2 separate regions of the Homo sapiens genome follow, and region 2 is linked to region 1. Evidence: chromatin loops called from intact Hi-C (ENCODE). Cell type or tissue: PC-9. All regions are shown on one strand. Each heading gives the region's core, and the rest is flanking DNA. Links, peaks and the distances in the headings are about the cores only. Region 1 overlaps LOC124907895 (a long non-coding RNA gene). Region 2 has its middle 200 kb from the start of LINC01911.

Region 1 (5,394 bases), core at 282-5,281:
AGTTTCATTCATTTTCCATTTCTAAGTTGAACTTCAGAGGAACGGTTGCCAAAGGCACTGTGGCCGATCATTTAGTCACAATGCATTGTTTTGAAGACATATGGTACCGTTTTAACCTATCCATCTAGTATTCTACAACCAGTCCTACTACCCAGACTGAACATTAGGTGTTCTGATCGTTAAAATTTTAACATAGCCACATGTTGATGGGGGAATTTAAGGCGTTTTATTTTCATCACTACACTTGATGGTAAGTTGTTTTCCAGGAAACTACGAGGCGTTAAAATGCCTCTTCTATTTATATCATCAACATTCTAGATATATTATATAACTTATACATACACGTCAAATGTTTTCTTCCATAGAGTGATAATCTTAGTGACTGTGTATTAAATAATTTTTTATTTCTTAATACCAATTTCAGTAACTTGATTTAAGAAACAAAAACAAGCATTCAAGAAATAGATTTACAAATAAATGGTTTCCACCTTTGGGCTTCCTTATGAGTCAATAATTTTTCTACTAAGTAGATTCTGTGTGCCTCTCAAAAAAAGGAACAGTCTTTGTCATGAAAGATGCTCTCTCAAAGTGTCTTTGTCCCCCAAATCCCAAAACCATATGACTTCTTAATGATTGCTTTATTTTTTTTCTCACTCACTAATGGAAAAATTGTCTTTACTTTTTAAGATATTATGGAGGTGTATATAATGTCTTATAGGATGTTGACTCTTCCTAATCACAAATACATTTCATGATATAGAGAATGCAATGAAGAATTTAGGAACGATAAATTATTTTCAAAAGACAGCTTTATTTTGATGTTGATTTGAGAATTCTACTTAGGAACAAACAAGCAACAACAACAAAAAACTACAAAAAAACTTACATACCTACCTCAAGGTAAATAAAGCTTGGCACAAGTGTAACTGGGATTCTTCAAATATATTTTAATCAGATTGAATATTTTGATTAAATGCATGTAATAAAATTCCCCACAACTCATAGAGATGTTTTAGTAATAATGGGTTTGCTCATAGGATACATACATACAGAGGCGGGTGTTTTTATTCATTTATCAAAGGGGTCTGATAAGAAATCAGTACTTTTTCTCTTAAAATTTGTTGTAGAGACTATATTTCTTTTCTTTTTTTTTTTTTTTTTTTTTTTTTTTTTTTTGAGACAGAGTCTTACTCTGTCACCCAGGCTGGAGTGCAGTGGCGCAATCTTGGCTCACTGCAACCTCCACCTCCTAGGTTCAAATGATTCTCCTGCCTCAGCCTCCTGAGTAGCTGGGACTACAGGTATGTGCTGCCACGCTCGGCTAATTTTTTATATTTTTAATAGAGATGGGGTTTCACCATATTGGCCAGTCTGGTCTCAAACTCCTGACCTCGTGATCTGCCCACCTCGGCCTCCCAAAGGGCTGGGATTACAGGGATGAGCCACCATGACCAGCATAAAGACTATATTTCTTTGAAACTCCTTCATGATGCTAATTCTAGTGAGTATGTATTTATTAGTTAAGTTTCCTAGAATTATAACTGAAAACGCAAAGAAAGGGAAAGCAACTCCAGCCACCTTCCCAAAAGGAAAAATTATGGAATTATATTGAGCCATGATGAGGAATCCAAGAAGCAGGTAAACAACCAAGAATGAAAATCTAGAAATCTCACAGACTTTTTATCTAAAATACTGTAGTTAAACTGACTTAGTTCTAAAGATTTTCAGAAACTGACTCCTCGGTTACAAATGTCCAACTTCTGAGGGCAAAATATCTGGTTTTTGTAGCTTAAGTGCCCACTTGAGTATGAGAGACAGGCTTCTGCATTACAGTTGTATGCACTAGTGGAAGTGAGGGGCAGATTTTAACAAGTGAAATTTCCAGATAACAAGGGTCAGTGTTAAGGTTGGAAGACCTTCCCAAAGTGGGGTAAATCGAATGCAGACAAGTCATATTGGGAATTGTAGTGAATACCAAGCTGTATGAGGTCATATGAGCTTGAGAACATGTCCTTGAAGAGTTTACAATCCAGTTTGGTAACATAATAATAAGACTGATGGAAAGATAAATACAAACAAATAATTCAAATAATAGTTGAAGGAAATAAAACCGTAGATATCCCAAAGCACAGTGTGCTTATTGATCTATACATTGTGCAGAGAATAGCAGGTAGCAGGCCAGAAAGATCACTTAAAAGTAGAATGGCTAATGTAGGTTTCGTCCTTCATAAACATTTCTTTTTTAAAATGAAGTTTTGCTAATGTAGGTTTCGTCCTTCATAAACATTTCTTTTTTAAAACGAAGTTTTTCTAATGTTTGCTCAGAAAGCATTTTAGGTGAAGAAATTCACTGGCAGATGAGGTATAATTCCTTTTCTTTGATTAAAATAATAGAATTCTGGAAAGAAGCTATCAGGCTGAGACTTTGTACTACACCCACTTATGAATAGCTGCACAGATTTTATTGTGTATGATCTTCCAAGTGGGATAAAGCTGTGTATGTGTTTGATTTATGAAACCATAATATTAAAAAATGGATTCAGGAGAATTGTTTTATTGCCTTAAGATTTGGGAAAGAAATGTCTTCTAGGTTTTATTTATGAGATATTTCTTTATGGACAAAATAAAATGGAGATTGAATGTTGATGATAGGAATTTGATCATTTTTTAAAATGCTGGTTTTAATTTTGTTTAAATTATGTTTATTTTGTCGTATAGATTTTTTTTCTTAACTTTTGACACTTGCCTAAGTATCTGCGTGATGTTTGCTTGCTTTGTATATTTGCGTGTATTTTTCTGTATATCGGGAGTTTCTTTAAATTTGAATGTTGTTGCCTGTTGATGCGTGATTATATCCTGAAATATTAACTTACAAATAACATGATAAAAGAAGCAGCTAACATTTTGCCAGGCAACGCCATCATGCTTAGACAAGGGCCAATAATTCTTCCCTGGTAAAACAGCAGCTTGATCTGTGTCAGTCACTGTTCTAAGCTGGCACCCACAAAGCCATAAAGCTTTCATGTGATTCTGAAATTACATATAGACGTAGAAACACATTCCCAATGGAAAAAAATATTATGTGCTCCTTGATAAAATGTTTTAACTACTCTGACAAGGACCTTATGAGACTCAAATCAATTATGAATATTAAAGGTATAAAGTCATCTTTATAAATGATAAACTCATGAAGTGTTTTAGAAACTTGTATTTCATTCTAAAATTTAGAAAACAGTATTTTAACAATTTTTAGGCATGTCCTACTAAAGGGTTTATGAAAACTATTTTTTATAGAACAAAGCCTATTGAATTCTCAAAGAAGTATTTGATAACATGTTTACACTTTGTGAAATTTTTGGTATGATAGGAATTCCAACTAGTTACAAATGCTTGTGGAATGGGCATATTTCCAAGTCTAGCTAGTATAGCTGGTAAATAGTAGAGATAACCCATGAAGGGTGGGACAAATGAACACCATATGGTAGCATTCTAGAATTTTTGCATTGATTTTATCAATCAAGTAAACAGACACCATGACATATCACCTTTTCCATCCTAACAAAAAAGTTCGTATTCTGCATATTAGCTGGCCATTTAAAGAGCTTACAGAAAGATTATTTACTATAACTAAATATACTTTCATAGCTATAAATTCCTCCCTTTGGGAAAAAATATTTGAAAATTGTTTATTGTGATAAGAGTAAGTGAATGTCAGTTCTGCTTCATCCCCTGAGAAACACTCTATACTTTCATCAGGTTTGTATCATCAGCTTTCATCAGTCTTGCTACTAAGATATTCTCTATAAAGTCCAATGTACAGTCTCTTCCTGGAAATGAGTCACCAAATACTTAAACTATTGAGTTACTGCATGATCTTTTTTCCCCAGAATAAATTACTTAGGTTCTTTATCATGTTTCAAAAGCAACTCAGGCCCTGAGCACAGTTCTGAGCTAGGCAAGGTTTACCCTGTCACTCAGCCTTCTGTTACTGTAACCTTCTTCACTTTGAGACTCTTCTTTCCATCTATAATCACACCAGTGTCCTCCTGGCACCCTTTGTGGATACTATTATCAAGGAAAACTCAAAATCTATTTCCAGGGACAGTAAAGGACGGTTAGCAGTTTTAAATATTGCCTTCCTGACAATGCATATATTTCCACTAAAAATGAGATCAAAGACTTGAATTTAAACTTGAGTCTTAACATCTTTGAAAATATAATGTAAAAATGTAATCAGGTTGGCCGAGCCGGTGGCTCACGCCTGTAATCCCAGCACTCTGGGAGGCCAAGGTAGGCAGATCACCTGAGGTCAGGATTTCAAGACCAGCCTGGCCAACATGGTGAAACCCCACTCTACTAAAAATACAAAAATTAGCCAGGTGCAGTGCATGCCTGTAATCCCAGCTACTTGGGAGGCTGAGACAGGAGAATCGCTTGAACTCAGGAGGCGGAGATTGCGGTGAGCTGAGATTATGCCACTGCACTCTAGCCTGGGTGATACAGCAAGACTTCGTCTCAAAAAAAAAAAAAAAAGATGAAAATAAAAAAATATACATATAATCAGGCATTTCTCCAGAAGAAAAAAGTACACACAAGTTGCCACAAAATCTTAGGAAAGATAATATCTGGGAAAGCTATCCAAGGAATATGTGTTTTAAAATCACTGTAAAATGAGCTGGGCACGGTGGCTCATGCCCGCAATCCCAGCACTTTAGGAGGCTGAGGTGGGCGGATCAGCTGAGGTCAGGAGTTCGAGACCAGCCTGGTCAACATGGTGAAACCCCGTCTCTACTAAAAATACAAAATTAGCCGGGCATGGTGGTGCAGGCCTGTAATTCTAGCTACTCAGGAGGCTGAGTAAGGAGAACTGCTTGAACCCGGGAGACGGAGGTTGCAGTGAGCCGAGATCAAGCCATTGCACTCCAGCCTGGGTGACAAGAGCTAGATTCCGTCTCAAGAAAAAAATAAATAAATAAAATCACTGTAAAATGAATAAACATGTTAGGATATAATTTTGAATATCAATGAAAAAATTTTCTTAAGTCTGGAGTTTTCCCTTCATCCATCTGCGTATTGGTAGCCTGGTATAAAGAATAATATTTTTCCAAATATTCAATATTTTAAAAAACATTAAAACTTTTTTTCATTTTCTTATAATCTCTCGTTAAAGGCAGTATTTTATAGTGGTTGCAACACTCTAGAAAGTGTTAGCTGATCCACAGCCGGGCACGGTGGCTCACACCTGTAATCCCAGCACTTTGGGAGGCCAAGGTGGGCAGATCACAGGGTCAGGAGTTCGAGACCAGCCTGGCCAATATGGTGAAACCCTGTCTCTACTAAAAATACAAAAATTAGCTGAGCGTGGTGGTGGGTGCCTGTAGTCCCAGCTACTTG
Region 2 (5,394 bases), core at 77-5,076, 54 kb before region 1:
TGAGAACTTTACAATATTATTTCAGTTATTTCAGTCTTTATAACAATATTGTGAGGGAGACTGTATTAATCTAAATGTCCATAAATTAGAGACTGCTTAAACAATGTTAGAATATTCATACTATAAAATACTCTGCTATAGTTAAAAGGAACAAAATATAACTACATGGAAAGTTATTTAATTTATACTGTTGATAAAGACAGCAAGGTAGAGAGGGAACGTAACACTTATGTAAAACACATAACACATATACCCCAAATAATATACTTTTTCTGTGGAAATATAAAAGTGCAAAATTATCTGATACATTGCACACTAATCTAATTTGTAAATAAAGTTAGAATAGTATTTTAAATTCAAACTCATATGAGTTAACCAGGAAGAGGAAGATGTTATTAAGAGGCCTGTTCTGTCCCAGTTATTGGGCTAGGAGTCTCCTTGATATTATTTTATATATTTCTCACAATATTCTATGAAGCATATATTATTACCATGCTTTTATAGAAGAGAAACTAGAGTAAGAGCACTTAATCAGTGGAGTAGAAACTCATCATAGTTGGCCAACTATATAATTTTCTCTCGAGAGCCTAATTTCTCTCTACTTAGTCTACGTGAGCCCTTTTAGACGTAGATACTGCTTTTGTAATGTACATTTGGTTATGTAATTTACTAAACCCACCTAGCCTTAGTTTTCTCATGTGCAATACCACAGGGTTAACTAGTTACGTTATATGATTACTATAACTCTGAAATTCTGAAGCAAATTTTGGTATAATCAAACTAAATAGACATAACGTATTGATCTCAGGTTATTTGTTGCTTCTTTTATTTCAATTGATATTTCTATTGCATCAATCTCTGGGCACATTCAAATCAAAGATATTCAGAGTTCTTTTCATTTTTCTTTGAGGATTACAGAGAATGACGCAGAAATGCTTTTATTCTCAAAAGTGTTAAATACTACTTGTATAAAGCTTGTTTTATTTATTGATACCAACTCCACAAGTATGTATGACGGGGTCATTTAGCATAGTGTAAGCAGAGTTTGAATATGGCTTACTTGAAACTACATTTCCATTGTGAGGAAACTGGACCTTCCTATATGATGGCTCTATCACAACTGATACACACACACACACACACACACACACACACACACAAATTCTAAACCTTGTTTCTACCACATGGCTATGCTTGGGTTCTATGAGAAGTGGCCATGTCATATGTGGCATCCACATTTTGGCTTAAGTTTGTACCAGTTTATTTCATTGTAAACCAAATATTTCTGAGAACGAAGATCTATACTGGGCCTATATTAGTAGAACAAAGAGTAAAGGAAACAAGAAAGTTTTGAGTAGACGGTACTAGAAGAACAAAATGCTAGTGATGTGTACAAGTATGAAGTAGTCAAGAAACTGTCAGAAGTCAAGTTGGTAGGTTACAAGTATGTGCTCATGTGTGTATATTGTGCATGTTGCACACATACAAATACAAAACCAAGGAATGCGAAGGGGAGTGAGGAGGGAAATTAGCAGTGAGTGATGAGATTATCTCTTAGGCCGGGGACCAGGTAATGTAAGCCTAAGGCATTAACTTTGTTATATTCATATGATGTGTTGGTTCTCTTTAATTCTCAACTGCACTTTTCTTAAACGGATACAATTTAAATTATCATGAGCGTTCAGGTACTCCAGTTTATCATCTTATGTCAATGCTATCCATCTTATGTGTATAGTGCTGTGCTTTGTCACTTGGCCATTATCCTACCCATTCGTTTCCTTGAACATATTCTTTTCTATAATAATGAGTCAGTGTCAAGACATCTTGTGGCAAGATCTTGATATATTTTTAACTGGAGCACTCTGTTAAAAAATGAGTCAATGATGAAGGATTATCTTGTACTAAAGAAAAAAAAGCAGAAATGTAATGAATCTGGACTTTGACATGTCGTATATCTTATGCAGGGACACCCAAGAATTGTTGGAGAATGTTGGAAATATGCCAGAAATCATCGTGGTGGGTTGGTGGCCAGGTTGACAAAGATGCATTGTCATTTTACTTTTGGAAAATCCTGCGAGGCTCGCTATGGAGTCTGGCAATAGCAATTACAATTACTGTGCTTCATTTTATTCACTTGGGCAAAATAATGTCATTCCACTTAAAACATACAAAATTGCAAACTAATAATAAAGCTCTCTTAGCCCTTAGAGTGAGGAGTTAACCTGGATAATAAAGTGATGTAAGGCTTAATAAACCTTGTTTCTGGCCAAATCCCAGAGAGAATGAATTTCATGTGACTCAGCTCTATGGAATCAATAATAACTGACTCCTGTTTGGCACTAGTTGAATATGAGGTGCAGACAAGTACTCGTTCAGGTATGTGGATTACCCAGGCTTTCTTTCCCTGCTACCCTCACAATACTTACTTTTGGTTTTTTCTTGACGTCAGATGACTCTCCTTTCGGAGGTGAGCCTTGACTGCTCTGATGTGTGAATATACCTCCTTAACAAGGAAGTCTCACTTATAGATATAAACTAAGCACAATGAAATATTTTAGATATTTATATGACAAATAGCAATAAATCTTGGGCTAATATTTATAAACAGCCAATAACAAGCTTTTTAGTAAATTCTCCACCGGCATTGTATTTAGAGATCTTTTATAAAAGAAAATTGTGGAGCAGCTCTGCTTAAGGCTATCACTTGAAACATCTCATGCCTGTAATCCCAGCACTTTGGGAGGCCGAGGCGGGTGGATCATGAGGTCAGGAGTTCAAGACCAGCCTGGGCAACATGGTGAAACCCCGTCTCTACTAAAAATACAAAAATTAGCCGGGCTTGGTGGTGGGTACCTGTGATCTCAGCTACTCGGGAGGCTGAGGCAGAGAATTGCTTGAACCCGGGAGGCGGAGGTTGCAGTGAGCTGAGATTGCACCTCTGCACTCCAGCCTGGGCAACAGAGTGAGACTCTGTCTCAAAAAAACAAAAAACAAAACAAAATAAAACAATCATGTAAAAAGCCTTTACATTAGTAGGATATTATAGACCTGGAAAATTCATATAGTAGAATTTTGAGGAAAGAACATTGAGACAAAGATTCCACAGAAGACAGCAGTTGCCTAACTAAATTCACCACTTTTTTCAGTCTTGTGAACCCAGTGGTGGCAGGAGGGCAGGTACTTTCTTGTGAGTATCCTGGCATAAACCAGAACTGAGAATATGAACTTATGTAAATAAAACTCTTTAGAGGATGATGTATAAAATTATGCTGATATATTCATGTACAATAAAATGTATGAGAGTTCACCAGTATATTTCCTGTATCATTTGGGAAGCTAGCTTGCCAGAGGGTTATTTAAGTAAGTCTAAAATAAGCATAGGGATAATTAGTTACATGATCCAAATGTGTAATGGCCTCATGCTGTAATATTTGAAGCAGATGAGATTCTTGATTTAGCTTGACAGGTATGCATTCCTCTGGCCAGTGCTGGGCAACTCCTTCACTTTGGAGGCTGACCTGTTGGCACTCTCATTGCCCACTGATTCTTTGGTTGATCAATGTGATACATTATTTTATTAGATATGTTCTGTTTTACATAAATAAGTATATTTACTACATAAATAATGACAACTGTTGCAATGTAATATAATCTAAGAACCAGTTTAACTGCTTACAGTTTATAAATATTTCTAGTGCTGGTGGGCATATAGTGAGAGTCTCCAAAGCGGGGCGCTATGTTCACTTTTCTAGGCTGAACTCCAGGAATATGATAAAACTAGGTAATTCTGCAGATTGTGAGAATAGAAGGGTCATGTGATCTACTTCCTATATGAAACAGTGCAAAACAGTAAACAAGGGACTTTTTCATTACCCATAACTGGGGAATAACATAATATTTACAGAATGTGAGAAAGCATGTGAGTGAGCTAGTCAGGGCCCTAGAAAGTATCAGGTTGGACTATTTAATTGAAGGCTCGTTGCTATGGTCTTACTGTTTGTGTCCCCTCAAATTCCTAGGTTAAAATTCCAACCCCCAAGGTGATAGTGTTAGGAGGTGGGGCCTTTGGAAAGCCACTAGGAATGGATTAGCGTCCTTGTATAAGAGGCCAGAGAGAGAGACCCTTTGCCCCTTCCAACATGTGAGAACACAGTGAGAAGGTCCCATCTATGAACCAAAAAGTGGGCCCTCACCAGACACTGAATCTGCCAGTACCTTCGTCTTGGACTGCCTAGCCACCAGAACTGTGAGAAATAAGTTCCTGTTACTTATCAGCTACCCAGTCTATGTTATACTGGTAAAACATTCATAATGAACTAAGACACTGCTTGATATTATCAGTATGGAGGAGCTAAGAAGTAGAGATGTGTTTACAACCCAAAAAGGCTGTCATGAACAGAAACCAACTCCTTCTCTTGAGGTCATGGTTAATTAAAGCCTGGATACCTAAACTGTCCAGCCCATGGAGAAGGCAGGGAAAAGAAAGAAATCTTATCTGGCTGAGTTCGAACTTGAAATGGCTAAGAAAAATACTAGAGTATCCAGTTTATCTGATGTTACCTAGATTGTTTTTTCTGCCACTAGTCAGAAAAGAATCTCAAAGTAAAGATGAAATTATTTTAAAAATCAAGTTATATTTTTGCCAGTCAGAATTTATGGCTTGAAAATCAACATTTGCTTTTTGTTTGAGTATACATAGTTTTGGAGTTTATACTGGGATATGTTTATACTGAGATATGCATTTAGAACATTATTAAAATATGGATTATTGAGGGTTTTGTGGCATAGAAACTTAAGTATCTATAATTCAAATTTATAAAAGAACTGTTCACAAATATTTCAATATTATTGGTTTAGTAAAAGATATACTGTCTTGATACAATTTTATGATGAGATTTATAATCAAGAATTAATGTTATCAACTTTGCTGTTAGATTTCTTTAAAAATTCTGTTTATTAAGTGTGTAATGTTTTAATGATACCATGTGGAGAAGAGGAATTGGGACATTCCTGACCAAAATTTGAGCTATAGTGGCCTCAAGATAGCTTTAACTTCTTTATTTCTCTTATACTGCAATTTATACTAATTACAGCAATTCATTTTAGCTAACACATGTGGAAACAAATAAAAATGTGGAACCATACATAATGAAATCTAAACTGATCATAAAATTTTAAAATAAATTTTAACATGAGAGGTTCCATGCAGCTGCATATTTAGAATTTACTTCTTCTTATTTAGTGCTCCAAATATTTCTATAGGTTTTTTTTTAATTCCATGAACAATGTGAATGCCATAGCCCAAACAATTCTAAGCAATAAATAAAATAGGAAAATTCATTATCATATAAACCTATTAGAAACAGTATTGAGTTTCAAATCATTGGAAATAGT

Evidence for each region. Peaks named below come from ENCODE experiments on the same cell type or tissue, not always from the same donor. Only the 100,000 strongest peaks of a DNase experiment are listed, where the experiment ranks them.
Region 2: it touches region 1 in a loop (9-fold over the local background); 3 of 110 quality-filtered maps call a loop at or near these places.

What each region holds. Positions count from the first base shown.
Region 1 is chr2:146,577,789-146,583,182 of GRCh38, reverse strand. The region is part of intron 1 of LOC124907895 (a long non-coding RNA gene); the gene reads left to right. Among named protein-coding and RNA genes, the nearest start is that of LINC01911, 260 kb to the left of the region's middle. In PC-9, for the core only: no CTCF peak of the experiment used is centred there; a DNase peak (open chromatin) is centred at 3,382; H3K27ac peaks cover 349 bases.
Region 2 is chr2:146,631,411-146,636,804 of GRCh38, reverse strand. No RefSeq gene overlaps it. Among named protein-coding and RNA genes, the nearest start is that of LINC01911, 200 kb to the left of the region's middle. RefSeq lists an enhancer at 1,754-2,953. In PC-9, for the core only: no CTCF peak of the experiment used is centred there; a DNase peak (open chromatin) is centred at 2,294.